2 separate regions of the Mus musculus genome follow, and region 2 is linked to region 1. A link is a loop called in an ENCODE intact Hi-C map of the cell type or tissue named here. Cell type or tissue: left cerebral cortex. All regions are shown on one strand. Each heading gives the region's core, and the rest is flanking DNA. Links, peaks and the distances in the headings are about the cores only.

Evidence for each region. A loop is a pair of places that touch in the nucleus more often than their neighbours do. Peaks named below come from ENCODE experiments on the same cell type or tissue, not always from the same donor. Only the 100,000 strongest peaks of a DNase experiment are listed, where the experiment ranks them.
Region 2: a loop joins it to region 1, with 6 times the contacts of the local background. A loop is called at or near these places in 3 of 42 quality-filtered maps.

What each region holds. Positions count from the first base shown.
Region 1 is chr2:140,493,222-140,508,663 of GRCm38, reverse strand. The region is part of intron 3 of Macrod2 (mono-ADP ribosylhydrolase 2); the gene reads right to left. Among named protein-coding and RNA genes, the nearest start is that of Gm23846, 60 kb to the right of the region's middle. In left cerebral cortex, for the core only: a CTCF peak has its summit at 7,539; DNase peaks (open chromatin) are centred at 4,967, 7,530 and 10,775.
Region 2 is chr2:140,657,516-140,672,957 of GRCm38, reverse strand. The region is part of intron 3 of Macrod2 (mono-ADP ribosylhydrolase 2); the gene reads right to left. It overlaps Flrt3 (fibronectin leucine rich transmembrane protein 3), which reads left to right and starts at 1,482. Exons shown (of 3, transcript NM_178382.4): 1 at 1,482-1,712; 2 at 9,499-9,697; 3 at 11,207-14,760. The coding sequence starts at 11,252. The coding sequence ends at 13,201. In left cerebral cortex, for the core only: no CTCF peak of the experiment used is centred there; DNase peaks (open chromatin) are centred at 5,108 and 8,300; H3K4me3 peaks cover 1,954 bases; H3K27ac peaks cover 1,418 bases.

The DNA.
Region 1 (15,442 bases), core at 3,468-11,467:
TACTTCTATAGGGTCAGGGGCCTATGTCTAGACAGGTTACATACCTTAGGGAAGAACCTGTGGCTATTGTTCTACTAAATAGACAAAGTAGTATTCAATTCCAAATAAATGTGTTCAAATCATTATATTCACAGATTGGTGCAACTCTCACTTGAGAAATCTCTTTGCTGTAGATGATAAGAGGCCCACAAATGATCAAGATACAGAGAAGAGACTTCAGAATTCATGGCCCTAACTGGAACATCTATATTATTATATCATTGCTCCCTAGACTCAGGGATCACTGGGAAGAGGGGGCAAAAAGACTGTAAGTGGCAGAAGTTGCAAGTGACTGATTACAAGGAAACACTGTGTCTGGGCACAGCAGGGCAGCGGCACACATGAACTCACAGTGGTTGTGACAGCATACACAAAACCTGTGCAAGACATCACAAGAGCAAATGTCACACAGCACCAATGCTAGCCATAAAGCTATTAGCTACTGTTGGCTTCTAGGAGAAGAAAATAACAGTTTTCTCTAAAAGTATAGGCCCTGGAAAAGTTGACCACACTCTGTGGAAGACCACACATAAGCACAAATTGTACTTGAGAGGTTAAAAAGAAAAAAAGAAAGTGAGGGAGAAAAGTTGGAGGGTTTGGAAGGAGGTTTGGATCTAAGAAGAACCAGAAGGAAAGAAGATTATGATCAAAACACGCACAAAACTCTCAAAGAACTAGTAAGTTCACAAAAAGACTCACAACTAGTTAGATAGATAACACAGACATGTTGCCCAGATCCTCATGCATGAAAGCCTTTCCCAGTAATTTACCCAGGATCACAAGAGACCACAAAACTCCACTTGCTAAATTACATGTTCTCTGCTCTCATTCAAGCATTCATGTAAACATATTCATGCTGGATGTCAATCATGGTACTGCTAATACTTACAGGCCATGTGGATAAACAAGAAGAAAACTGGCAGTAAGATTCCAAATGTGAATCTTGGGAGCAATGATATAGAATCCAAGTGACAAAAACTTCTAAAACTTTAAGTTATCTAAAAAGTTCAATTTGAAAGATATTATTATCATCTTAATTCTAATATCTGAAAGCAATAAAACTTAACTAATCTCAGATTCAGATTTTCTTACACCTGTAAAATTTGTATATATCTTATAAGAAATGATGAAAAACTGCTACCAACAGGACACTCAAAAAACTCTGGAAGCTCCACTACTGTGAAAAGAATCACTTCTCACTGTGCAAAGTAGTCACTCTATAAAAATATTATTACACCCATGTAATATTTCTATTAAGATGAGATTAGCACAAGACTTTTAAAAATAGGTTTGATAGAAATAATACAGCAAACCCTAAATGTTCAACATCTAATTTTTTTTTAAAGTCTGAAGATCCACACATTCAACAATAAGAAGTTTCCCTGAGGCACAAAGTTAAATGCACTTGGTAGAAGCTGGAGTGTAGGAAGCCTATCCTTTGGTCTCTGCAAAATCCCCACCAGCCCTATCTCTGCATTTAGTGTACTTTGCTGTTCCTTGCTTTGCTCACATTTTATAAAGGGCAGCCAGAAGAGGTACCATACTCCTTTAAGCCAAGCAGCTTGCAGTAGCATGCAGCCAACTATAGCTATAAATGAAACACAAACTCTTGAACTGATTTAAATCTAATGGAATTTAAACATTATGGGATTTTTTTGAGACGTTAGTTTTATTTTATGTAGTGGTTAGGCTGAGGAGAGCGGCCTCCATAGGTTCCTAGGTTTGGCTCCCAGGCAGACGATTTAGAAAGGGTTGAGAAGTGTGATCTTTTTGGAAGAAAAGTGGATCACTGAGATGGTCTCTCCAGCTCCCCCTCTTCTCTCTTCTCTTTTCTCCCCTCTTCTCTCCTCTGTCCCTCCATCTCTGCCTTCCTCTCTCTGCCTGGATCATATGTGAGCTCTCAGCTACTGTTCTAGCATCTAGCACCATGCCTGTGTGCATGCAGTTATGCCTCTGGCCACAGTGTTTGTGGACTAACGCTATGAAACTGTAAGCAAGACTCCAATTAAGTGCTCCATTCTATATAAATTTCCTTACTCGTGGTGTCTCTTCATAGCATTAAAATACTAACTAAGACATACTGTTTCCTTTTGTAGCTCGACAGCATGGCTCTCAGGCATGAATATCATAGATGATAGTATCACACTAAAATATCATACAAAATAAATGTATGTATGTTTGTATGCATGAATGCTTCCATTGTACTTCCATATCTAGCTTCCTGTTCTCCAGGCAGTCACTTGAATTGGAACTATTAGATCTTATATGTGAACATGGTGACTTGGCATGTGAATTGCAGAGATTATCAATAACATTATATAGCCTGATGCTTCAAACAGCAGGTGTTTAAATGTCATTTAGGAGACACTTAACTATTTTATTTTATTAAGGGTGTCTCTACACCCTGGCTCTGTATCATCCACGATACTTTGCAACTGTCCCTGTTTCCTACTGAATCTTTGCAACTAGCCCTGTTTCCTAAGTTGGCAAAGATGATGATGGATCTTGAGCTCACTTTCTATTTTCAATTCAGTTTCATAATAAAAGTAACTATCGTTTCCTATCTATTGTTACTTTTAAGTCCTAGTATCGATTCTATATAAGAGAACAGTCTAGAGAAAAAACAGGGATGCAGTTAAACTGTTCAAGGTGACTAGACAGAGGATACCTTTTGTGCTGATGCAAGCAGGCTCTCTGCTTAATTTATAGACAATCCTCACATGTTTTTAAAGACTATAATTTGAAAAGCCATTAAATATGAAAAATTCATACCAAATTCTTATATACCAAGGATTGTGTTATATGTACAATTTTTTTTTAGCCAGCATTTGGGAGGCAGAGGCAGAGGCAGGTAGATTTCTGAGTTCGAGGCCAGCCTGGTCTACAGAGTGAGTTCCAGGACAGTCATGGCTACACAGAGAAACCCTCTCTTGAAAAAACAAAACAAAACAAAACAAAACAAAACAAAAAACAAACAAAAACAAAGAACAAAATTAAAAAAAAACTGTCTTCTCAAAAAAATGATTTTGTTAAAATTATGACTCAGATGGATCCTATTGTAAAATGCTTGTTATGTAGTAGCATATTTAATTGCAAAAATCATCAAAGTCATTTAATTATGGTAACTTTATTAAGCAACACATGGAGAACATGGCAGATATGATATGACCTGGAAAAAAAGCAGGGGAGATATTTATAAACTCAGTTGATCTCAACAGACTTGAGCCATAAATTAAATAAACTGGGAAAAATCTATAGAAAAAAGTCAGGAGAGCAGACGTGCTAATTAAACGTGTACTTTGGCAATGAAGGTTAGCAGGGATGATATAAACACAGTGCAGCTGCCACTGTTGTTCGAGGTATTGATGATGAACACAATGTTACTGGAGAACAGGCTTCTTCATACCACTAAAAGACAAAACTCAAATACAATGTTTAGCTGAGCCACAGAAAGCATATATTTAAGTAAAGGCCAAATGTTAAAGGACTTTATGACTTGAGGCATATTAACAAGTCATTTACTGTATCAAAAACAAAATTTGTGGCAGAACCTGAGAGTGAAAACAGTCTAATGGACTTAAGACATTAGTGGATTTAACCACTTGTTTAATGAGTTAAGTAAGTGTCTTCAGAGTGAAAACCAACTTATTGATACAACGTTTCAAATAGTAACAGAACTCCAAACCAAAGGTGTTCCAAGTGAAACCCAAACTATTTTATGCATTTCAACATGTTTGCTTAAATAATATAGAGCCTTGCTTTTTGAAGTTGACAGGGGATTTTGCAAACAGGTTTCAAATTTTCAGAAAATTAATCCATGTTTTGGTATACATGTGCCTCTTACTTTCAGTAAACACAAATGTGTTATCTGCACAAGAGTGCATGTTGTCTCTTGTAGAGGTCAGAAGGTAACTCAGAGGGGTCAGATCTTAGCTCTCTCCTTTTGCCATGTGGGTTCTAGGGATGAAACTCAGGGCTTAAGGGTTGGTAGTAAACAGCCTGACTCATCTTACTGGTCCAAAATATTGTGCTGGTAAGTTTGTTTTCACCTTGAAGATGCGTGTTTAACTCATTCAAACAAGTGGCTAAATATTAATGTATCGATTCATCACCATTGTGGGAGATGAGCTCATGTACAGAGCAGAAGATAACTTGGCAAAGTTGAATCCTGACACTTTAGCCCCAATTTCCAAATGGAATTCATAGAACTATATTCTTCAACAACAACAAAATGAACATCTCTCTTTATTAGTCCTTCACAGGTCCTACCTTCCAGATACAAATCTCTATTTCTAGTGGAAGGTAACATGAAAACTATACACATTTACAATAAATCTTTCAGAAGCCCAAACTTTCCATGAGAATTCTAACAGAGAATTTAAATTTAAGAAAGTACAATGGAAATATTGTATGTAGTTTTCAATTACAAATTTAGTAAATATTAAATATTGAAAAGATTAATTTTGAAAATGTAAAAAGGAGTTAAACTTCACCCTGGATTTCTAAGTATTCCTGTTATCAAACTCTGTTACCTGGGAATCTATTGCTAAGAAAACATTAGAAACTGGAATGTCTAAAATTCTCTAGTAAACATTTTTAACCTACTATTAATAATTGCACATAGAGTAAACACAAGTAAACAAGTCAATTTTTCCTCAAAGATTTACTTTTGACATCTATGAGAAATGAACACATAATTAAATTAACAGTGTTTCTGAACACCAACTCTGAAGTGGGTCATCAACAAAAACTAAGCATGACATCAACTAACGTTTACTTGTATCTAACACAATGTGGAAGGAAACCATGGAAAGCTGGAGAACACTACAGCCAGGAGACAAGGCAAAGACTCAAGACAAACTGTAATTATCTTTAGTGAAAATAAAGCTGTAGAAACTGAGCTGCAAGCTGCGATACCGGATGACTAAACATATGAGCCCTGTGAGAACTGTGTGGAAATGAGAAGTATTCTGTAGGCAAAAGTGAGGCCATACAGTGGGCAGTGCTCCCATACTTCAGAGCCACTAAAGCTGTGCTCACACAAAGAACACATCGGTATGGGTGTCTCTCCCTGCTCTCAACTGTCTTCATCAACAAAACATGTAGGCTATTTCTAAAGGTCACTGAACAAATAGGAACTGTTTTCTAGTATAAAAATAAAAACATCCAACTGTTTAACAATATTATAGGACTAGGATACAGCGCAGTGGCAAACCACTTGCCTAGTGAACATGAAGTTCTCAGTTCCATCCACAGTATTACAAAAATACAGAACTTAATGTACTTCAATTACTTGGTCCGTGGCTCTACCGTAATATCTATGAAGATGCATCCTAGCCCAGGACCTGTCTTCTTGCATTCAGTACCTAATCCCAATACCAAACAAGGGAAAGCATGGGGGTGCCACCTATTAGCTGAGGGGATAAAAATTGAATGAAGGTGCAGTAAAACATAAAAAATAAGTGAATGAAGCAAAACATGTCAAAAGAAAGACTGGGCCAAAAGACTAAGAAAACTCTATGGTGAGCAGGCCGAAAATCCTATTAGGATGTTAAAATTCAGTAAGTACTTTTATTAAAAATGTAACTTATAACAAGCAGTGATGTCAGTCCAGGCTTTAAGAAAATGGGAAAAGTGTATAATATATCATTTGCAATAACTACATCTTCATACAACAATTATTTCGGTTTTGATTATTCCTTGAAGATTAAAAAAAGTCTGTTTTTATATATATCCCAATTACTTAAGGCACTCATAAATTGCCATGCATACAAAAAAAGCAATTTTAGCTAATGACATTCATAAATACATATGTATATATTCAAGCACTAGGATTTTTTTCTAAAACATCCTTAAAAATATGAGTTTCTAGAAATGAAAGATACAAAAAGCATAAAGTTTAGATAAAATGAGGAGGGGGTATTGTGCAGTGTACAATCCATCCATTTTCTCATCTATATAGTTTTCCAACATCAATTCATTATCTTGTTTATAAGATAGTTTCAATTACATATTTAATTCTAGGTGAATTTGTTAACTTTTCTAGAAAAATAATTTTAGATATGCAAAAAAATCATAAATCTACGTGATTATGGAAACGGCTTATTTCACAGTGGCCTCAACCAAGGCTTCACATTTTAAAGTGTGCATGAACTTAGATACTATTCAGTGATCACATTAAGGGGGAAAAAAGGTAAAAAATGTTTTTACCAAACTGGAATTTCTTGCATTGGTTTTTCTTTCCTTCACACAAGTGGTCATTGAACACAAATTCCACACATATTAGACACTGTAAAAATGTTCACATTAAACAAAATTATCACAGTGTTGTAAAATGTCAGCCTCACTTAAGAATCCTGCTAGTCGGTGATTTCACTATTTTATCAAGCATGTGAAATGCTATCTTCAAACTGAATGTTGCTGCTAGGTGGCTACACAAACTCTGCTTGCTTAAAGACAGGATTATCAGGAAATAGGAGTCTCTTTGACAAAGTAATGTAAAGCGTTTCCCAGAATATCTCCCAGAACAGCCCAGACTCTTGATAAATCCCTCGAACAGTGTGAAAACAAGTGCCCTTTCAAGGAAAACTACCTAGTGATTAATTACTGAAAGTGTACAAGACCAGCTCCTAAAGACAAGGTTACACTGCCATGAGAATAACGTGATTCCTACGAGTTACTGTGCAAGCTTCTCCCTCATCAAATTCATAGTCTGGCTACTTTCAAAGGATGTAGGGATTCAAACAAATAGAGAAGGAAGGAAGGAAGGAGGAAAAGAAGGGAGGAGTTGTACTAATTTATTTATAATGCTATAGTAGTCTGCCAGAGACACTTTCGGACATTTTGTATGTATGTTATATGTACCCACCCTAAGGATCGCTCAATTTATGCTTCTATAATCCTTACTATATAAACATTCTGAGTATTATTATAACCCACAAGTGAATATAAAATGGACTTGTGAAATATGAATTTCAGATACTCTTTATGCATAACAATAAAGTTCTCTATTTTATAAAAACATATTTATAAATACACAAGCATTTTAGTGAAGCTCTGATCAATTCCAAATTTATCATGAATTTAGCAGGTAGAAGATGCAAGTTTTGGAAGTGGCAGCAGTTGCCAATATCACATTATGTTACTGACATCAGACTTTTAAAACCATTAGTTTTCTTAGTAAGATAACGTGTGTGGCTGATGCATCACAATGTTATACGACAGAGCTCTTTGGAAACATTGAGGCATGCTACAGCCATTTGCCAGCAAGATACACCAGTTCCCTTCTTCACAGGAGGATGCCAATGAGCATGGACGGGTGGTAGAACAGGAAGAAAATGACTTGGGGGGTCCTCCGCAGTTGCCCAGGTGATAAGAAAGCTCTAAGCTGAAAAACCTGTGATCCCTAAGCAGCAGCAGAGACATGGAGAGATTCCAGCCAGCTTCACAGCACCTGCAGTAAGTTCTGATTGGTGGAATCACAGCACACCCTGGTGACAAAAACATGCTACCTCTGGCAGGCCTGGAGCTCCGCAAAAGGCAAAGCAGAGCGAGCTTGCACAAGACTTCTTCAATCTCCCTGAGAAGAAACAAGACAGTGAATAGGAAAACCAAAGCAAGGATGTGACACAAGCAAGTATGCAACATAAATGCGATGGTTCTGAAGCCAGCCAGCTGTTACTTCCCAGCAGCATGGTCTTGGGGGTGCTTTTAGGTTGTTTATAACTCAATTTCACATTAAAAGTATCTTTAAGAATCAAAGAAAATACTTGAATCATGCTTGGTACAGAGCCTAGTAGACAGAAAGAACTATACAGACTCGTTATGCAAATGAATGGATGAGGCTAATGTAAAGAGAGAATTAAGCTAAAAGGAAGACTTTCTATTTAAAATGAGTAATATTTAAAAATATTCTGTTTAGGGCATGGGATGTGTCCTCTAGCATGCTTTTTACATACAAAATCCCTTTCCGATTTTATAACAAAATTGTCTCCTTTTACAAACAAATATTGAGCCCAAAACAAAATTAATAAGTGCAGCTCACCAGGAGAGAGCATATCTAACTTTTCGAGGAGGAGGAGAGGGAGGGAGGAAAGGTGAGGGACAGGAAAGGATGTGGAATGGTATAGCCAGGACTCAGACCTGATGTCACTAACCGCAGACTTAGTGGGCTACAGACACTGCCTTTACTCCTCTGGTGTTGTTTATGATAAGGCACCATCTACTTTAGACAGGGCTATCCTCCAATTTGCCAAAGATGTAGCCAAGGATAATCTTGAAGCTCAGTCCTCCTGCTCCTGCCTCCTAAGTGCTGGAATTACAGACCTTAGCCACCATGCTTGATGTATACAGAGCTGGGGTCCAAAAGCGAAAACTTCCTAAATGCTAGACAAGAGCTCCTCCCAATTAAGCTGCATCCCCAGGCTCTTGTGCTATTTCATGGTTGAGGAACCTGAAGTATCTCAGCTAAAGTCCTGGCCAAGGCTCACGGATTAATAGAGAAGTAAATTTTCTAGTGTACTGGGAAAATGTTATATGTCTCTGTCCCATACAACTCAATAGATATAAAATTCCATGGTCACTGGGAATCATCTCTGGAACCACAGTCTTTTAATTAGTAAAAACAAAACAAAACTCCCTACCCACAACACATCCCCAATACTAACTAAACTGAGGAAAAGCACTCTTCTTTCTGTGGTAGAAAGTAGCAAGGTTGGTTGTCCATTCAAGGAAAGCATGCTAAAGTGTCTTTGTTTCTCCAACACAGAAGGGAGGTGAATGAGAAGTCCCAGGTAAATACAGGAGCCCACTAGCTCCCTATCCCCGCTAAGACTGTTGGTGACTGATGAAAAGAACTTTCTAAGGGTGCATTCCATTTGACCATGCCCGGGCTGGAAAGGAGAGAAAAGGCAGGCAGCTCCCCATCAAAGGTTTGTGGAAGTCATCTCTTAGCAACTGGAGCAAAGGTCATGCAGGTACTAACTAACCACCCTCTGCAGCAGAAAAGCAGACATTTTATACCAGCAGTGAAAAGATGAAGGAATACTGAAAAGACAACAAGTATCACAAGGCACATTAACAACTCTAGCATAGGGTCTCAGCACTGCACACAAATGAATGTACTTCTTTCTGGATGAACTGAATATCTAGATTAAATTCCATACTACGTCAAGAGAAAAACATTATTTTTGGCTGGTCTTGTTGACTATGTTTTCAGGCACTTGCTTACACAACTCATAAAACAAAATGCCTATTTAAATTTCACAGGCTTCCATTTTAATGTCTTTTGTAGATATTGGAATATAAACAGTAGTTTTTCCTTCCAAACAACAAATGCATGTGCAAGACATAGCATATTCCTCTATTACAAAATGCTTTTCTTCTTCTTTGTAGATTTTCTTTTATATATGATAGAATCTCTGAATAATACAGCCTTAGATTAAATAACAGTATTAACACAGTAACTATCAATAGAACAAAGACACAAAGTAATAAGTAACTACCTCATGCCATCCTAACATTTTTTTTCATTTCCATATAAAATATATTTAAGTATGGACATTCTATTAAAATCTAGTAATAGTTTAAATATTAACATCCTCTATTCATCATAAATGGTTTTGCAGATCATTAACAGTATCAAATATTTTCTTGCTTGCTTGATATTAGTGGAAAAAACTTTTTTTTTTTTGAAGAGAAATAAAGGATGTTTCTTATTTGTTCTGAAAAGTACAGTATTCATATTTACTTCAAAATATCAAAAAGTACCATTTTAATCTATATTGATGAATAATAAATATATATGATGGTATATACTTTTAAAATAATATATTAATAGTTCAATATAAATATAGTAAACATACTTAAGGGTTTTAATACACATATACATTATGAAATATTACTATAACCAAGCTAGCTAGCATAACCACACTTTGCACTAAATTTTTGTGTAGATACACACTGAAAAGACATGGGCTGGAGATATAGCTTCCCTAGCACCCAGAGGCCTTGGCTTTGATCCTCACCCAAGGGCAAGGTGGGGAGATATGTAAATTCTCTTAGCAAATTTTCAGTAAATAATGCAGTGTTATTAGCTACAACTGCCACATTAGTTATGCCTAACAAAGTATTTGCCTAACACAATTTCCAGAAAGAAGGCTTTATTTTGGGCTCAAGGTATCTGTCTGCTCATTATGGTAGGATGTGGTGAAGAAGGGCAGTCACATGCATCACAGCAGTGAAGGAGCAGGCAAAGGACTGTCAAAGACACATCACAGCCAGAGGTGTGTTTACTAAGCCATCAAATCCAGTCAGGTTGTAAAACGAAGGCTATCATAGTCACTTCATTGTAGCATACTAATTAAGTAATTATTAAAAACCCATTCTGTTTCCCTTTGTGATATAATTTTCTGTAGAGGGTGTTTGTTTCCCTTCTAATTTGTATAACAGCCATAGACTTTTAGTTCCTACTTCCCAGGAGGTTTATAAAATTATTACTCATAGTAATCAATTTTGAAATAATAATTTAACTTTCATTACATACAAAAGTTCTACAGTTTCATTGAGTAAATCAAATTGAGCCTGCTCTAAGTTTTTCTTATGTTGTACGGAATTGCAGTTTTCAGACTAGCCAAGAATGATTTTTTTATAAAGTAACAGCTTTGACCAGAGTTATTTCACCAAGAGTGTAAGTGCCAAGAAAGAATGACTCTGCACATCTTGTTTATGCAAGTGAGTAACCACCATCTGCCAGCACTCTGCCGGCACAAACTGATCACTTATGTATGCCAACAAAGGATGACACTGGAATATACACCAAATCACGTAAAAAACAGATGTATGAGCCTATCAATCATACTAGATGAAATGCCCTCACCTGGATTTATAAAAGGAGTAGGCTAAGACCAAATGACATGTGACACTACTCCTAGTGAGATGCTGTCTTAGTTAATATTGCTGTGATATTATACCACCACCAAGGCAACTTTTAGAAAGATGGATTTATTTAGTTTACAGTTTCAGAGGGATAGCAGTGCATTATGGTAGGGATACATGGCAGCAAGCTCAAGAAGGTATGGAGGCAGAAACAGTTGAGCCTCACATCTCACACTACAAGGAGGGAGCAAAGAGACAAATGGCACATTTTTAAGTTCTAAAAACTCACCCCTATGTCACACTTCCTCCATCAGGGCCATATCTCCTATGTCTGCCCAAACAGAGCCACCAACTGGAAACAAAGTATTCCAATGCCCAAGAATTTGAGTGGCATCTCATTCAGATGTGAATATACATTTACTCACCCCAGATAGGGAAAAACAGAGCAGAGGAGAGATATAACCAAGGTCCAAATTGATGAACCAAATCATATTACTGGGGTAACTTATAGGTACATGTGTAAATAGTTATTTACAGGGGCAGAAACAACATAAACATGGCTACATAACTGAAACGTACCTCAGCATGGGTAGCAGCCCACTAAGCTAGAAACTTGGAGTGCTAAGTATAACCAGTAGGCAACTAAACAGGTAGGAGACTCATGTTCTTTCCAGGCAACTCAATTGGTCTGAGCCTACTCTAGGAAACTTAGCTGGTTCATGTTTCTTCCAAGCACCTCAGATTGTCTGAAAGTGTCTCTGAGCAGTACATTACTTATATATACTTAGAGAAAGAAGTTGGGGGAGGAGATAACCTAGTGAATCTGGTTAGTTTCAGGGACTTCCTGAAGCTTTCTAGTTGTTTACTTCTTTTCTCAATGAGCTTCCTTAGAGGGTGAAATGTTTTACCTTTTGAACACCATGTTGTTCACTTCCATTTTAAAGTCTTTTATATATTAATGTGTGATATGTAATATGTAACCTGATAATTAATGTTACTAGTAATTAATATTGTGATAAAACCCTGTGTTTGCCAACAGAAGCTATTAAAAGAAATCAGGACTATTTGGTAAATTACAAGCAATGAAACTGATGTAGTTTGTAAATGTATTGGTTGTTCAATAAACTGTGATCCTGTAAAAAAACTAAGTGGTATCCATCTATGCTTCTGACAAACCATGCACAAAAATTTACCCTTGACATTTTTGTTGTCATAATTTATATAGCCTACTATTTTATGTTTCTTACTCATTAACAAATTGCTATAGTGACAGCTATTCGAAAAGTTTGCCTATCAACTTTCATGTTAAAACTAATAAATGATTTACGTACCACCATTAGAGCATTACAACTCTCTAAATTGAACTGTATATTGGTGAACCTTATGCATCTACATGTTTTCATATTATGAACTATTATCCATTCATTTTATCTGGAAGACTTCCCTTTAGCCATTCTAAGAAAGACCTAATGATGAACTCTTTGAATATTTCTTTGAGAAATTCTTCATTTATTTTTCTATCACTTTTGAGTGACATCTGCTCTGGGTATTCTTGGTCAGTACTATTTTTCTCTCAGCATTTTAATAAACTGTCACACTCCTATTCTTCAAGTTTTCTGTTGAGAGACATAACCCAGTAGCCTTCTGTGTCTCCTGTATCTTGAGGCTTAATAATTTGGTTGTAATACATCTTGGTGACATCCTTAGGTAGGATCTGATGAAAGATCTTTAACTTTCATGGATGTGTAAGAATTGGCTTGATTCGGGAACCCCAAGACCAATTTCTCAGCTCAAAGACTTACTTGCTCCAGAGGAACAAAGGGCAGCTAATAAGAAACAAAGACAGGAGATAGAGGATGAGGAAGAAGGTGAAGGGAACAAGGCAGAGGGGAGAAAAGTGGCAAAGGAGAGGGGTAAAAGTATTGGTCCCAGGGGTCAAAGGGCTGCCTCAGAATAAAGACAAGAGAGACTTGGCCCATAGCCAAATGGCAGTTTATAAAAGTAAAAGGGGAACCTCCTTGTTAAGAAGAGGTGTTGAATTTTAATTAGGCATGTTAATTGGTGAGCTAAAAGGGGCTTCTGATTTCTGGACTTCAATACTTTGATAGCTGGATCTTGGTAGTCAGTCAGCCTCAGGAGGAGCAAGTGGCCAAATAAGGGGATAGCCAGTGTCGGCTAGCTTTAGGAATATGATCTAATAGTTTTCAGCAAGGCAGAGGGAATTGGGGAGAAGGGCAAGACCTGCCATAGCTGCATGCTATTGTCACTTTATCATGTCCAATATCTACCCTCAGATTTGGAAATTTTCCGCCATTATTTCTTTAAATACGCTTTCCCCTAGTTTTCCAGAAGTGAGGCCTCGCTCCTCTAAAGCTCTCATAAAGGATGTGCTAGTTCTCCTGATAGTGTGACCAGTGTCCCACGAGCATCTGCCATCCCACACTTTTCTCTCTTCTGCATAGACATATTCTTATGAGTTCTCTTCAGAGTCCTCAGTTTGACAAGCCTGATGGCAACGCTCTCTAAGCATTTCATTCATTTCACCCAAAATTTCTGTTTGGTGTTTTCATATTAATAAGTTCAATCTCCTTTTTAGAGTTTCCAGATTTGTTCAAGAATTATCTTTCAGTTTCACTTAGCTGCCCATCTTCTCTACAACTCTGAGTCTATGGTACATTGAGTATGTATTTTCTTTACTTATAATCTCTTTGGAATTAGATATGAGAAGTACTAATTGTTTTTTTTTAATTTTTTAAATTTTTTATTAGATATTTTCTTCATTTACATTTCAAATGCTATCCCTAAAGTCCCCTATACCCTCCCCCCGCCCTGCTCCCCTATCTACCCATTCCGAATTCTTGGCCCTGGCATTCCCCTGTATTGGGGCATACAAAGTTTGCAAGATCAAGGGGCCTCTCTTCCCAATGATGGCTGATTAGGCCATCTTCTGATACATATGCAACTAGAGACACAAACTCTGGGGGTACTGGTTAGTTCATATTGTTGCTCCACCTATAGGGTTGCAGACCCCTTCAGCTCCTTGGGTACTTTCTCTAGCTCCTCCATTGGGGGCCTAGTATTCCATCCTATAGATGACTGTGAGCATGCACTTCTGTATTTGCTGGGCTCTGGCATAGCCTCACAAGAGACAGCTATATCAGGGTCCTGTCAGCAAAATCTTGCTGGCATATACAATAGTGTCTGCATTTGGTGGCTGATTATGGGATGGATCCCCTGTGGGGCAGTCTCTGGATGGTCCATCCCTTCGTCTCAGCTCCAGACTTTGTCTCTGTAACTCCTTCCATGGATATTTTGTTCCCTATTCTAAGAAGGAATGAAGTATCCACACGTTGTTCTTCCTTATTCTTGATTTTCTTGTGTTTTGCAAATTGTATCTTGGGTATTCTAAGTTTCTGGGCTAAGAGAAGTACTAATTGTAATGTTATGAATCATATAAGTTATAGAATGACTCATATCTTTCTCAATACAGAAAGAACACAGATAATTCATGAATAATATCAGTTACACAGTAAATAAAACTTATATCACATTATTTTTTATCATATGAAACAACACAGCTGCCTTACCCCTTCATTAATTTTATGTGTAACTGTTACTCTTGTTCCCATGGGGATTTTGTATTTCTTACTTACTTGATGAACAGCATCAATGGAATAAATTATAAAATGATTTCTCCATTTCACAGCATGGAAGTCATTTAAAGCTCTCTACTTATTGATATGAATTTTTGTCATTCTCCTCTTAAATGAAAAATTACTGCTGACCAGACTCTAGTTAAATATAATTGAACATATTAGACTTCTATATTACTTGGAGCATGAAGACCAACTGCTGCTGCTATAAGAGCACGTTTCTCTCAGTAAAATAATAAGAGCTAAGTGTTTGGGGAAAATATAATCTGGTCAGCAACTTCCAGTGTGTGTTTTAAGTCAAAAGTCTATTTCCAGACTATTATTCAGAAAATTAAAGTCTAAATTAATGTATAAGGTTCTGTTAAACTCCAACTCTGGATTGATATAAAATAGGCTGACAAGTATTAAGATCATAAATAAGGTCTTTGCTCAGAAAACTACATAGCCAACCCTCGATTCTTGGGAAAGCAGACCTCTTCTCCAAGATGAGCATGCAGAATGTTAACTTAAGGTTAACTTTGGGATCAAACCTATGGAAAAGGAAGGGAAGGCAGGAAGCCTGGATAAAGAAAATAAACTGTGACAGAAACCTAGAAAACTTCCTGGGTGATACCACGGGAACACAGAATGTAGATTGCCCTAATAGTTGTCCCTATTCAGGCCAAGATAGCCATACCATAATAGTCACATCACAATGAGTGAGTCAGCAATTCATGTTGTATTCCCAACAGTGACAGCAAAAGCTCTTTGAAGGGGAAACAGAGTGGGACATTATTATCCCAGATGCTCTGTGATTGCCAGAGAACCTGTGTCAAAAAAAACAAAAACAAAAACAAAAACAAAAAAAACAAAAACAAAAACAAAAAAGTAATTAC
Region 2 (15,442 bases), core at 4,608-12,607, 160 kb before region 1:
AAACAATAATTTAATCCAGGTGTTTGATTTTCAGTAACTGAAATCACTCCTATCCTTTCCTGAGAGGTTATCAGTTACACCTACTTTTTCCATCAAAAATCTACGGCCACCTCTCAGTTTAACCTGCACTACTGAAGACTTCTGAGAAATTGGCTTTTCAATAGATGTTAACATGCTAAAGTCCTACTTTCATTCAGTGGGCCATTCCTCAGAAGTCAGCAAGAGAGCAAGCATAGAACAATAGGTGTCGGAACATCTCTTATCGAGGGGTCACCTTCCACTCCTGAGAGCACCCATTCTCAGAGGGGAGTTCTAAAGGTCAAACAGCTGCCAAACTCAAGTTAGGAACCACGTGAAGCTAACGGAGAGAATAGCCATGTACTCCTAAGACAGACAACTAGCCTTCAGAGACAAACAGACCATTTCCTAGAAAGGATAAAGTCATGAGCTTGTTAGAATCAAGCAAAGAAAGAAGGGAAAGGAGATTGCTATTTGGGTAAATATAGAAACAAGATTCGTCACTTAAATTCACTTACTTAGGAGAAAACTTACAAGTCCAAATAACAGAAAACTGATGATAAAATTATACCTGGAAATTAAAGTCTTGGAATCCTGTTAATTAGGCAGAGAAATCTTAGTGTCTTGCAACTGTCACTATTTATTCATGTACGCAAATTAAAATGATTTAAACCTGGAAGAACCATTTCTAACAGATATTTTAAGATATTGATGACTGCAGCCATGCTCGTGGCAGCAAAAACCATAATAATAATAATAAAAAAGAATGTAGTTAGGCTCAACCCTTTTAATTTTAGGGAAGACTGATAAATATGAGTGATTGTATCTTCCTAGTTCTGAAGTAGAGGTATACCCTTATGCACACATGTAGGTGGTCTCTCTAGTAGTACATAAAACAGTCTTCATTATGTGAAAATGCATGTGGAAAAAAAAACCTTTCTACTTCCCAATAAGACTGCTTTCTTCAATATTTTTCACTGTTCTTCCATTTTCTCCCTTCTCCTAAGTAAATCACCATTTGACCCTGCTTTCTCATTTGCCAAATCAATATTAGTTGGGATTGCCATCCTCTGTTCTCCACAGTTACGATTTTAATGTAATAAAAATAATCTGACTTTTGTTAACTTATTTTTGGTACAGATGGCTTGAGCATCAGACACCTGTTTCTCTATTGTGATCTTATAAATATTCTCCTAGCGTGCTTGTGTTTTTCTGAGTGTGCTATCACTACCTTGCAGTAGTAAACTTTAGGGAGCGCGGAGATTCCAGAGTTGCTGCCTACAAACCAAATGGCATCTCAGCTTTGGCAAACTGAAAGGCTCATTTCGGCTTCTCTCACCCCCTCTAGCGTTGGCAAAGCTCATCTGTCTGATTATCCAGTTACCTCACTGAACAAGAGCTGGGCTAAGTCCTGCCCACCTATGACATCACCCCCTTCCTCAACCACTGCGAGGTGAAGCTTTAAACTTCAGACTTGGAGGTGGGCTGCGCGCAGTCAACTGGATGCTCTCGCGCGCAGTCCTCAGCGCAGGAGTGATCTGAAGCAGGACCGCTCAGGCTGCAGCTGCCGTGGCTTTGTGTGCACTGGATGCCGCGCTCCGGAGACGGGGGAGGGTTTTTACTTCAACTCACAGGCAATGGAATTACAGCTGTAGCAGCAGGGTATAAAGGATTGCTTTTTCCTCGTCTTCCTGGTAAGTGTTTTCCATGCTTTTTCTCATAATTGTCCCAGAAACTTCGCTTGCTCTTACTCTCTAGAAGGAAATGACTAGCTTGGTTCCATGAGGGATCCAAGTAGCCACGTTTGCTCTGTCAGCAGGACGGGTCAAAGATGTGCGTGCAAGCCAGCTCTAGGGAAAGTCTTACAAAATAGCCGAATGTTATAAGTTTCTTACAGACTTAAATCATTTTTAAAAATAATAAATAGCTCCTCTCTGTTTCAAGCAATTTCTATCCGCGCAGAGCTTCACGGAAAACTGCAGTTGGAAAGTTGAGTGTTTGAGATAGGAGAGGCAGATTTTTCTCGGCTACAAAAGCGAAAGGTCGCTAACTTGGTGTGTACTGTATGTGTGGTATGATCACCTATCGCTGTTTCTATAACTGTGAAAGAAATCAATAACCCCTCAGCCCATGAGTACGCAGTACATGAAAAGCATACATCTTGCTCGCCGCCAGCAAAGCTGCGCTGGGAGACTGGGATGCCTCTGTAGAGGATTAACAGCTACACCTAGATTTGAAAGCTTGCACTGCTTATCCGGCCCCAGCTCCTTCAGGCATTCCGGGCTCGGGAATCTCAACTAGTAAATCCAACTCAGAATCTCCGGGCCAAACCATATTCCCAGTCCAGGAGACTGTCAAAGCCTATCGCTTGGGCGAGTGTAGAATGTGACTAGCATAGTAACTGGGTAGTCCACTCAGAAAAACTAACAAAGCTCACCCTGGAAGCCGTGCTTGATGTATGCAGTGAGGGGAACAGGGGAGGGAAGCCTCATCAAATGGCAAAGGCAGAGTGTCCCTTCACTTGCAACACACAGTGAAAAATATTGTATTGATACAAATGCGTTAGACCACAAAGCTTCCAAAAGGTATTTAAGTGTATCTAATTAAAAAAAATGTTTTTCAGTAAATTATGTCTGAAACAAAATGGTTGCATAAAGGTAAAGAGTGCAACAGGCCCATCTTTTCTCAACATTGGGAGCGGGTTTATTACTTATTTAGAATGAAAAGGAGATGGAAAATGTTGGTGTTTTCCAAATTACAAAATCAAATGGTTTTTAATAATTATTTTGATTGTTCTCAATAAATCTATGCTTCAAAATGCACATATTTGCTGTGTTATTGGGATGAAACAACATGGTCAAAGCCATGAAAAGTGCTTCAGCTGTGGCTATTCCTTTATTCATCCTTAACTGTGTAAGAATACCCTAACCAGTATAAACAGAAGGATGAACCTGTCAGCTCCCAGGCTACGATCACTTAGGCTTGACTCAGAGTGACAGGTGACTGACACCCATCTCTTTGGAAATGAGCAAAGAAGGTAATTCTTTTAAAGTGCCATAACATATTATTATCACTACAAATATCAACAAGCATAATGGTATGACTGTGCAAAGGCTGGTTATCACTTAGCTTCACGTATATGTGTATGCATATATATATATACTTATCAGCCTAAAATGAGGAAAAGGGTTAAAAATGTCATTACATGTGTTCAACTAAAGAACAAGAAATACCAGTTTATTGTTTTACTAGAAAACTCCCAAGGGTGAGAAACTATATTAGCAAATGAATAAACACAGTGAATTCATTAATAGGGTATTCTAATAGTGGCATCAATCAGTTATTAATTGGGCTCTTTTTTTTTCTCTGCATACCCTTTTGAAAATCGATTCTGGTTAGGTTCAAAATGCCCAATTAAACAATTCCTGAATCTGATGTTTATGAGATAACAGCAAATAAAGGTGTTTTTTTTAAAACAAAAATTACAAAACAAAACAGGAAATTTGTCATAACTAAATGTGGCAGCTAATAGAAGCTATGTTTCTTTTGCTTTCAAGTGTTAATTAAGGAGCCTCCGATTCTATCAAAACTTTTTCAGAGCTAAATGAAGCGGTGTGAAATAAATTTGGTTGAAATCTTGTGGCTGTCAGACTTTGTTAGTGAGCTATTAATTATCTTTACCCCAGTTTCTTCTCTGGCTATATTGCCCAATCAAATAGAAACTCCAATTATACTCAGAGGCTCCTGCCTAGGGACAGAAGACCCTAATGAACAGTCAGTCCCTCCAGATGAAAAATACAATTATCAGTTTGAAACAGGCAAGCACAAGCAATGCAGATTCTCCCCTGTGCTTTTCTTGGCCACACATCCCAAGGCCAAGATTACTGGCCATTTTCTGGATTATTTCGAACAGTTTTAAACCCAACAAATGTTAGTGGCTGGGAGTATGCCTTATTTTAAAATGATATGAATGTTTCTTCCTTGAATTTTAGTTATGATAGTCCAACGTTCATATGAATCTAGTCATTTAAAAATATGTAGCATAGAGTTGCCATTTCAGTCGGTCTCAGCCCTCCTCCCTTTGAAAGGTGGGTGGGCTAGTTAACAAAGAATGTGATTAATGGCAAAACCTAAAGCTAAATTAAAAATTCTGTATAAACCCTTTTCTGCATTCTCGTTTTCATTCCAGTTCAGTAAAAGGCATTATAAATAGTTGTTTCATGTCAATGAAGAGAACCGTAAATGAAGTCAAGGAGGGAAATAGGATTTGGTGAATTTTTCAAAAGCTTTGATTCCTCCTCCCCCTCCCCTAGGTCCCCACCCCTCCAACCCCCACCTTTTGCCCCAGAGGCCTTCACTGTTCTTCTCAACGGGAGGCTTTGTTGTAATTAAACCAGGGAAAAACTGGCCAGCAGCAGCCAACATCTGACTTGCGGCTTCTGCAAGCAGTGTTCTGGTAGAGTGTACCACCCCCCAGCGGGCAAAACTCAACAGTAAATCTCTCAGCAGTATCAGCCGGCAGAGGCAGAATGGCGGTCTCTCTCCCTCCGGAGCAGGAAAGGAATGTTCCTGCTTCTTCTAACACCTCCACCGCTTCAGACTTTCTCAAAGTCAACAAACCAGTTTCCAACCAAGAGATGGCTGGCTGGTAAACTGTTTTCTGGAAAAGAATCCTTCCTTTTTAAAAACCAAAATAGGTATATTCCTTTCAAAAAGCACTTTCAAAATGCAGATCAACATCACTAAATTTGTATAAACATCACAATAATCTTGACAGTTTTGAAATCTATATTATACTGCAGAAGAGGGAGTTTTAACCATTAGCACAAATCCAGAGTATATGTTAAGGAACAAGGCTTAAAATACAATTTAGCCAATAAGTAACATGTCTCCATGCTTTGCATATGCATAATCTCGTTCCCACCCTAAAATCAAGTGTCAGGGATGTATGAAAAGCTCTTTCCAGGTATTCGTCTGCTCAAGGAGGAGAGTAAGAAATTGCTTTCACTTGATGAGACGATGACAGCTTTTGTTCTGTGCATGAGTTACCGTGGCAACTTTGAAGAGAACCCGGCAGGGCAGGCCACATTTGGTTAAGCACCACTTTCCAAAGTGTGCCACTGGAGTGTGGATTGACCAGCTTTCTGTGATGCTGGTTTTCTTCCTACTCGTCCACTTTAAATCAATACCTACCTTACACAGCCATGACAAAGCATTGTAGTTTATATTCTTTAGATGGTCTCACTAACTGGGACAGAGGCTGTCACACAAGTGACTCAAATAAGAGTTGTCAAAATAATGCATGAAATTCTAAAGGCCAGAAATGTAAAGTGAGGTTGGGTTGGCAATGTCAGAGCGGTTCTAGTTGAATACAAGCAGGCACACCTTTCATTACAGCTGCCCAAATACAGTCAGCATCAACTTAAAGCCCAGCGTGGGCCTCAAGCCCCGAGCCACATAGTTCCTCTCACCGTAGTTCTCTTCCTCATCCAGGTCTTAGGTCTCTAAGCCATTTAGTCTGGCTTGAATATCCTGAAAGGAACAGCCTGTGGTGGGATACAGGATAACACACCATCCTTTTGTCTTAAAGATGCTTGATTTCACTTTACCAACAAACGAGATGAAGCAAACGCAGGATTAAGATTCGTTTATAACAAACTCAGTGGGGCAGTCCTCTTGCTTTGGAACTTTTCCTTCTGTTTTCCATAAACGAAAAAAAAAAAAAAAAACCCTTCTTCGTGTTGGAGGAGAGTCTGGACGAAACCTAGTATAAAAAGGCACACTTTGCTTCTCCACCTCTCTGCAGACCCTGCAGACTTCCTGACTCTCGGGAGGAGAGCTGGAGGGACTTCTGCATTAAACAAAGGAACTGGGGCCTTCCTGAAATCTGATGATCGTGGAAAATCTAACTACCAGACAGGCTGCTTGGAAAGCATTTTGCCACCACTCTTAACTAACCTGATGGAGTCCATCCGGCTTTCCAGTTTCACGACATACACAGTTCACTTGAGATGCTGTTTGTTGCAGCAGAACCTCAATATTCACAGATTGCTCATTTGGTGAGCAATTTTCATAAGTAAATTATTTCCCTAACATGCTAGATGCTGTTCGTGTATGTTGCAATTTAGCTCAAAACATGCACAGACACAGATTTGAGTACGCATGTGTTTTCTTCAATATCAAGATTTGTACATGACGCAACAAATTTTGAGTGCAAATTCTAAATGCCATAGTATTTTTAATGTTAATATTTTTAAAAAGTTTCTGCCATTATGAAGTCATTCTGTGAAAGCAAATCAATAAAACAGAACTTACATCTCACAAAATTAACTCCATGCAAAGTTTCTTTACAGAGTATTGATCAAACGAGTTAAGTGAAAATCAACTTGAATAAAAGGTTGTAAATCTAAGATTTAGGAAGTTATCATTATGCCATATAACTTTACTTTAAGCTACCTTATATTCCCCAAACCTAAAAAATACGTCCCCATTCAAAGTCTTTGTCTGCTGAAAGAGGAGAAACCACGTAAACAAGTACATGCATTGAGTTCTTGATTTTATTTACATGTCAGTGTCCTATTGAGAAACAACTTATTAATATTTATTAGTTTTATAAAGTGCCTCCAGAGAACAGCATCTTCATCTACTCATATAGCTTCTTGGATATATTATAAAAATAAATTAGAGACCAGAATTGGTTGGGGTTGTAAACCATTTTAAAAAGCATTTTTTAAATTATTATTTTGAAAAGAAGCAATCAAAAGATGCCCGTTAAAAATCTATTTCACCAGTAAGGTGAGTGTACGTTTCCCTTAGCTGAGGCTTAAGTGTGATACACTTCATGATTGCATTAAAAGGAATTATAGAACACGGCACTAAGTACCAGGGCGCCGCTTATGTTTTTCCCAAGTTACCCCAGTAGTAATCGTTTTCTAGAGGATGGATTGCTTTTTGTTCAGAAGTGACTGCCTTTTTCAAGCCCACGCAGAGAGAGAACTCTGAAGCCAGGGCTGTGGGGCTGGCCACAGTATTGACAAGAGTGACTTGCTTTTAGCCATTCGTACCTAACTGCAAGCTGCATGCCTGTGACTATGGAGATCCAGCCAGACACCCAGTGTAGGTACCAAAGTTGGATTGCTTGTGATGGAGAGACCATTATCATGTTAGGTATGCCAAAATCCCTACTTAGAACCATAGTCTGAAATATGAAGAGGCTATAAAAGCATATAAGATGTAGTCATAAGCTGAACAGTTCTGACCGGGGAGTCCATTTGTGAGACTACCCTCTTCTAAGAAGGCATTTACTTCTGTGCCTTTGCTTTGAGTTTTAATGAAATTTAAGGAGTGAATGGCATTTTCCTCTTGATTTATTGAGGCTTAAGGCTTTCTGTCGGTCCACTCTGTTTGCACTCTTGTATGAACAGTGAACGTTGAGACTGAATATCAAACAGCAGTGTTAGCAATTTCAAAAGTGTGAATAGAACAGGTTAATCTAATTAATCTTTGTTTTTCACATTAACATTTATTCCATCTCTGCCTAAAAAAGAAAAACAAGAGAGAGAAAAATCAATGCATATATTCTTAAAGCCCAGTTCTGCAAAATAGATATAATTGAGATTTTTCTTTCCTCTGTTTTTCTTTTTAAAGCAGCTACTGAAGCAATTTTATCCTCAGTTCTCATTGCAAACATCACACTGTGGTTTGTCCCGACTCAGAACAATCACTCATTTCAAGTCCCATTCAGTGGGTTCATCATCTGACCTCTGAAGTATGCCCTGCCTTACCAATGCCCCTGGAGCATATGAAATACTTGACCAATGGTCATTTAACTCACGTTCTCACTTGCTAGGAGCATAATAGTTTGAAATTAGATTTCTAATGCAAGTTAACTGAAGAGATTGTCCCCTTGCCTGGAAATGACCACGTTATTTTATATGCTGGATGGTTTTCAAGGTGAGAAAACGTTTACGGAAAAGGTAACTTTAGAGTTATAATTTCAGCAACTTGGTTCTCCCACTCTCCCACTCTTAGAAGGCAACACTGTGTAAGCAAATACACTGTTGAAATCCAGTAGTAATGTAAAAAGTCTTCAGAGTAAACATAAACCATTTAAACTTTCTACTACAGGCACTTTGCAGCACACACCAGTCTGCTCTATGTGTTTGCCAACTGCTATTTTTGGTTGCTTAAAAAAAAATGTGTATCTGCCATTTTCAAGTTCATTTAGTATGAGTGTAGTCTATGACAGCATTAGTGTCTAGTGACAAGCTAAAAGAAATAGGAATTTTGCAACAAAAGCTAGGAATGCCAATTGTGGCCTTGCTTAACATACACTCTCAGGAAATTCTGGAACAGATGCTGTCCTTGTTGGATGCTAGGTAGTAACTGGCAGAGAAGCGATGATTCCTTTAGTCCTTAGTCTTGTGGTCAAATATTCTCGTATACCCATTGCTTCCTATCTGTATGGAAGGTGTTGAATGGGCATCCTGAGTAACCTAGGCTCACACTTATCCCCTGTCCAACTCCCTAAGCATCCTCGCGTGTCTTCTATCAGGATGATGGGCAAAGCAGTCACAAGCTCAGTGACTGGTGTGTTTTAATCACACCTAAGGTAATTTTTCAGGAATGAAACTACAAATTGTTGGGGGACTGGCATGTTTGTGTTTAATTGGAGAAAGACAGCTGCCTCGGGTTCCTGTTCCTTCTGCAGTACCTCTAAAAAGAGATGGAACAAAACAATGGCAAGTTCAATGTGCTAAAAGAAAATTGCACTATTCCCTTTTTAAAAATAGTTTTTAAAAGTCCCATGACTTGAACTTCTATGCTACAAATGTGGGCGAAACCACTTGAGTGCTAGAGTTTCCAGTTCGCTGGTGAATCCTGCTATACCCTCAGGAGGAAGGTGAGGGTGCCCGCATTCTTCAGCTAGGAAAATACAAGCATCAAATTGTGCTCTGGGAATATCAAAAGAGGAGCAGCAAAGCCATGTCTTTTTCACACTTCAAATAGTAGATCGTGTGATTTGGAGAGCCATGTTCAGAAGTTCAGAGTAATTACAGTGCCTTTTTATCAAGAACTTCCCCATGCATTTGTTCATTGCTGTGGTATGTTCTTTTAAAACACTGCATGCCCAGGCACCAGAAAGTGAACTTTAAGACATTAGCCTGAATTTGAAAGCCCTGAAAGGGTCTTACTGCTTCTTAAATGAAATTTTCCCTCTGTGTCTAAACTCAAGTGTGTGTCATAAGAATCACTTAACAATGAGAGTTATCAGTTGGATGACAATCTCATCTTTGGCTACTACTTGACTTGTATAGTTAAGTAGAAAACACAGACAGAGAGGTAGGTCCACCACTTTCACTGGATGACGAACAATGCATTGCCTCAAAGAACTAATTGATGTTAACGCTTTAGGAAGTCCCTTGGGTTTGCTGGGTTTTACTGTCAATAGTGCTACTTTTTGTTTTCTTTCTTTCACAGGAGGTGCTCAGTCCTGGCCCATTTTAAGGACGAGAAATATAAAGGGAATTTAGTGTGCTTCCTTCTCTTTCCATGAAGACTGCATGCACTGTGCCCTTTGCTTCTTAAAAGAGACTCCACCCACTCCAGTAGACCGGGGACTAAAACAGAAATTCTGAGAAAGCAGCAAGAAGCAGAAGAAATAGCTATTTCACAGCAGGTAATCACACCTCAGGATGTAGCTACTGTACAGAGTTTATACTTGGATAATCCTGGATGGGAATAAAGGGAGGGGGTAACAGCCTGGAAAACCTATTACTACACAGGCCTTAGCATCATGAATGGCTTTCTTCATGAGGATCTGAAGTTACTATCTCTGACCACATTGCACAGAAGAGCCAATAAGAATTTCAAAGAGGGCAGTTTCAACTGAGGGAAATAAGCTATACAAAAAGAGCCACCACATTGAAACTATCAGAAAGAGAAAACAAAAACAAAAAACAAATAGGAAACCATGTGTCCTACATAGTAACTGGAGGCTGAATTGTTTCTGGCCCCCACTTTAATGAGCTTGCTCACCATGCTGAACTACAGCTGGAATGTTCATTGGCAGCAGCGAGCCTGATCCGAAGGTGTGTGCGGCATAGAATTACTTGAATAAACAGTGAAGAACATTGCCAAGGACTAAAGAGTTTTAAAGTCCCAGCCCCTCACCAAGAAAGTAACATATGTGCATTGGACTGTCACCCAAATTTCTTACATCGTTCAATAAGGTAGGAAAAATATTAAGCTATTTTATTTCCGTGCCTAAAATTATAAAGGCTGCTTAATACCTAGACTTACAGAAGACAGAATAACACATAGTATACCTACATCAATCTGTAATTCTTTAGCCCATGGGAAAACTTGAATCATTCTGGCTTAGAATTTGAAGACTGATAAATTCACTGTTAAAACATGTTTTGAAACAAAAAACAAAGTCTGGATCAAGTTACTAAAGCATGCAGCACTAAGTATGACAAAATAGGTACAGGGAGAAAAGGTTAGCAGAAAATGAAATTTTCCATTCTCACCAACTCCACATATGAGTTCTACAATTCCTCCCCTAAAGTAAGTGAACTATTCCTTCTTATTTTCTTCCCAGAAATGCCTTTCAAACAATATCTAATATTAATATTAAATAATATTAATAACCAAAGAAAATGCTTGGCTTTACTGAGATTAAAGAACTCAAGAGATGTGTAGCTAACTATTCTAGGAGAGTAAAAACATAGATGTTTTTCATTACATATTTCTATATTTTATGATATTTGCCAAAGGAGACAGAAAATACTGGCATGTGCATACACACACACACACACACACACACACACACACACACATATATATTCCTCTAAGAAGTTTCTATAAATATTAAAAGTTAGAAATTTGATAAGCTTCATGACTATCTGAATTGGATATAAATAATTTAAAATATTTTGACTATTTAATTATATTAACCATTTTAAAATAAAGTAGATTTAAACATGTTAACGTATATTCCAAAGACACTCAGGATAAAGAAATTATATGAATGTGCTTGTTGGTAGACAGCAATGAACCCAGGGTGCTCCTCTCTGAAAATTGATATACTGTAATTGGTTATAGATATCTTCGTTTCCACATCTGTTCTTAAGACACTTCAGTATTCTGGCCTAATTGTTTTTTCTTGTTTCTCACTCTCTTGTAGTAACAGAAGCTACCTGCTATAATAAAGACCTCAACACTGCTGACCATGATCAGCCCAGCCTGGAGCCTCTTCCTCATCGGGACTAAAATTGGGCTGTTCTTCCAAGTGGCACCTCTGTCAGTTGTGGCTAAATCCTGTCCATCTGTATGTCGCTGTGACGCAGGCTTCATTTACTGTAACGATCGCTCTCTGACATCCATTCCAGTGGGAATTCCGGAGGATGCTACAACACTCTACCTTCAGAACAACCAAATAAACAATGTTGGGATTCCTTCCGATTTGAAGAACTTGCTGAAAGTACAAAGAATATACCTATACCACAACAGTTTAGATGAATTCCCTACCAACCTTCCAAAGTATGTCAAAGAGTTACATTTGCAAGAGAATAACATAAGGACTATCACCTATGATTCACTTTCGAAAATTCCGTATCTGGAAGAGTTACACTTGGATGATAACTCAGTCTCGGCTGTTAGCATCGAAGAGGGAGCATTTCGAGACAGTAACTATCTGCGGCTGCTTTTTCTGTCCCGTAACCACCTTAGCACAATCCCGGGGGGCTTGCCCAGGACTATTGAGGAATTACGCCTGGATGACAATCGCATATCAACGATCTCTTCCCCATCACTTCATGGTCTCACAAGCCTGAAACGCCTGGTTTTAGATGGAAACTTGTTGAACAACCATGGTTTGGGTGACAAAGTTTTCTTCAACTTAGTAAACTTAACAGAGCTGTCCCTGGTGAGGAATTCCTTGACAGCAGCGCCAGTGAACCTTCCCGGCACAAGCCTGAGGAAGCTTTACCTTCAAGACAACCATATCAACCGGGTACCCCCAAATGCTTTTTCTTATTTAAGGCAGCTGTATCGACTCGATATGTCTAATAATAACCTAAGCAATTTACCTCAGGGTATCTTTGATGATTTGGACAATATAACCCAACTGATTCTTCGCAACAATCCTTGGTATTGTGGATGCAAGATGAAATGGGTACGAGACTGGTTACAGTCGCTACCGGTGAAGGTCAATGTGCGTGGGCTCATGTGCCAAGCCCCAGAAAAGGTCCGTGGAATGGCTATCAAGGACCTCAGTGCAGAACTGTTTGATTGTAAAGACAGTGGGATTGTGAGCACCATTCAGATAACCACTGCAATACCCAACACAGCATATCCTGCTCAAGGACAGTGGCCAGCTCCTGTGACCAAACAACCAGATATTAAAAACCCCAAGCTCATTAAGGATCAGCGAACTACAGGCAGCCCCTCACGGAAAACAATTTTAATTACTGTGAAATCTGTCACCCCTGACACAATCCACATATCCTGGAGACTTGCTCTGCCTATGACTGCTCTGCGACTCAGCTGGCTTAAACTGGGCCATAGCCCAGCCTTTGGATCTATAACAGAAACAATCGTAACAGGAGAACGCAGTGAATACTTGGTCACCGCCCTAGAACCTGAATCACCCTATAGAGTATGCATGGTTCCCATGGAAACCAGTAACCTTTACCTGTTTGATGAAACACCTGTTTGTATTGAGACCCAAACTGCCCCTCTTCGAATGTACAACCCCACAACCACCCTCAATCGAGAGCAAGAGAAAGAACCTTACAAAAATCCAAATTTACCTTTGGCTGCCATCATTGGTGGGGCTGTGGCCCTGGTAAGCATCGCCCTCCTTGCTTTGGTGTGTTGGTATGTGCATAGGAACGGGTCACTGTTTTCACGGAACTGTGCGTACAGCAAAGGGCGGAGGAGAAAGGATGACTATGCAGAAGCCGGTACTAAGAAAGACAACTCCATCCTGGAAATCAGGGAAACTTCTTTCCAGATGCTACCGATAAGCAATGAACCCATCTCCAAGGAGGAGTTTGTAATACACACCATATTTCCTCCGAATGGGATGAATCTGTACAAGAACAACCTCAGTGAGAGCAGTAGTAACCGGAGCTACAGAGACAGTGGCATCCCAGACTCGGACCACTCACACTCATGATGCAAGGAGGTCCCACACCAGACTGTTCCGGGTTTTTTTTTAAAAAACCTAAGAAAGGTGATGGTAGGAACTCTGTTCTACTGCAAAACACTGGAAAAGAGACTGAGAGAAGCAATGTACTGTACATTTGCCATATAATTTATATTTAAGAACTTTTTATTAAAAGTTTCAGATTTCAGGTTGCTGCTGCGGTTGATGTAGTGGGGATGCCTGAACACAATTCTATATTTTAGTATTTTTTAGTAATTTGTACTGTATTTTCCTTGCAGATATTGAAGTTATAAACCATTTACTTTGTGTTCTACTGAGTAAGATGACTTGTTGACTGTGAAAGTGAATTTTCCCGCTGTGTTGAACAATCAGGACTGCGTTCACATGAGACCCTTGTAGTATAAGCACAGGCCGTTTTTCACTTTGGTATTAATACAATGTAAAAAGAAAAAAAAAAAAGAAACCTGGCTGGATGACAAAATAAATTTTAAAAACTAGTTATGAAATAATGTTCCAATGGTTAAATTTGTATTATCCCAGTGGTATTCAATAAATCAAAATCTGTGGCATAACGGGCAGTATCAAACTTGCCGCACCTCTCATTTTACCCTAGGCAAATTAAATATCCTTAAGGAAGTTAAGCATAGTTTCTGAACTGAATACATCAGCTGGCATAAGGACAATGTGAAGGCTTCAGCTGTCGAAGCCACCGTCAGCAGAGCTTCAAGAATAAAGGACTTCGTGAGAAGAATCATGTAAGTGCAGGGAGTATGTGTACTTAAAAAAAAACCATGACAACTTAGACTTCTGTAGTGTAACCAGTACATATACTAGAACTGCATCTTGGTTTCTGCCTGGATCATCCAGGCTCTTGAAAAAGTTGAATTCTACACACAGAATTGTTAGTGTTTATGATGTTTTTATTATAAAGGATGTCTGAGAACAACCATCAGCAATTCCTCTCAGAGATCTAGAGAAAGTAGTGCTTTAAGTAAGTGAGAATTTCAGAGAAAAATAAATACTAGATATCAAATTTAGATCTGGCTTATATGAGATGCTTGAACACTGTACATAACTATTCAATTTACTTTCACCATGGTGGAGCATACTGCCCGTTACTGTCACAGTTTCCAGATATTACATAATGGACTTGTAATGTAACATTTCTTTACAGCTTCCTACTGAATTGTGAGCTATTACTTGTTTAAAAACCATACCACTTTTTGTTGCCATGACTTTTTTTTTTTCAACAACGGAAAAAAAAAAAAAAAAAAACCAAAGTGCACTGTACGCCCTTTGGCCAGTCTTGTATGTGCCTTGATCCAACGCTACATGTATTCAGCTTTTGAAATTCGACAAATTTTTCATACTTCCTTAAATATGAAAAATTATGGTCTTATTGCTGAATAAAACTTAAGAAAAACAGAATAATTGTGCTTGCTTTCGGGACTATGTTACCATCACTAAAAGTAGAAAATTGCCAGCACATGAGTCCGAAACAACCCCATGTATTTTTCTAGGCATAAAAATAAAAGTTGGGTACAAATAAAAGAAATGTGGCATCTTGAGACTGTGTATCCTTTTTACTTCAAAGAGTCCATGTTTTGTGGCTAAACATTCACTCAGGAGATGAAAAACTCTAGAGTGGTTTCAGTGTTTTTGTCTCAGGAGCACTGCTGCCATTGTCTGAGCTAACACTTTAAAGGTGGTCTTGGAAAAAAAAATGGTTTTAAATATCCTTTCAAGAGAGTAAGAAGGCATCAAAATATTTGAAATCTGTTATCCATCTTTAATAGGTATACTATCTAATTAAAAGGCTTGTGGTTCAGTGGCTATCTCTATGTATGGAGTAGACTACTAAAACAGCAGTGCAGGGTCATTGTGCAGCTCAGATGTGCTGAGAGGCTACACGGCATTCTGCTCTCTTTGTTAGTTCTGTTATGTTCAAAAAAACCGTGTTCCCAGAGGCTTCCTAGACACCGTGGCTTCTCCCCTACTGACACAGACCCATAACCAACTCAGAAACCTTACTTATTTGACATCTTCAAAATGTTACCCAACAATTTCCCTTTTCACTTCCTGCTACAGAGGGTTTTCTATGAGTGACTGAAAAGTACGTTTGACAATATGAGAAACGGTTTCCAAAGGGAGTTTGGCTTAGCTTCTCAAGGTTTTGAGGGGTTCGAGTACAGGTCTGCTGAAGTCAGAGATAAAGGACTGGGTAGTTTATGAAGACACAATAAACCTATG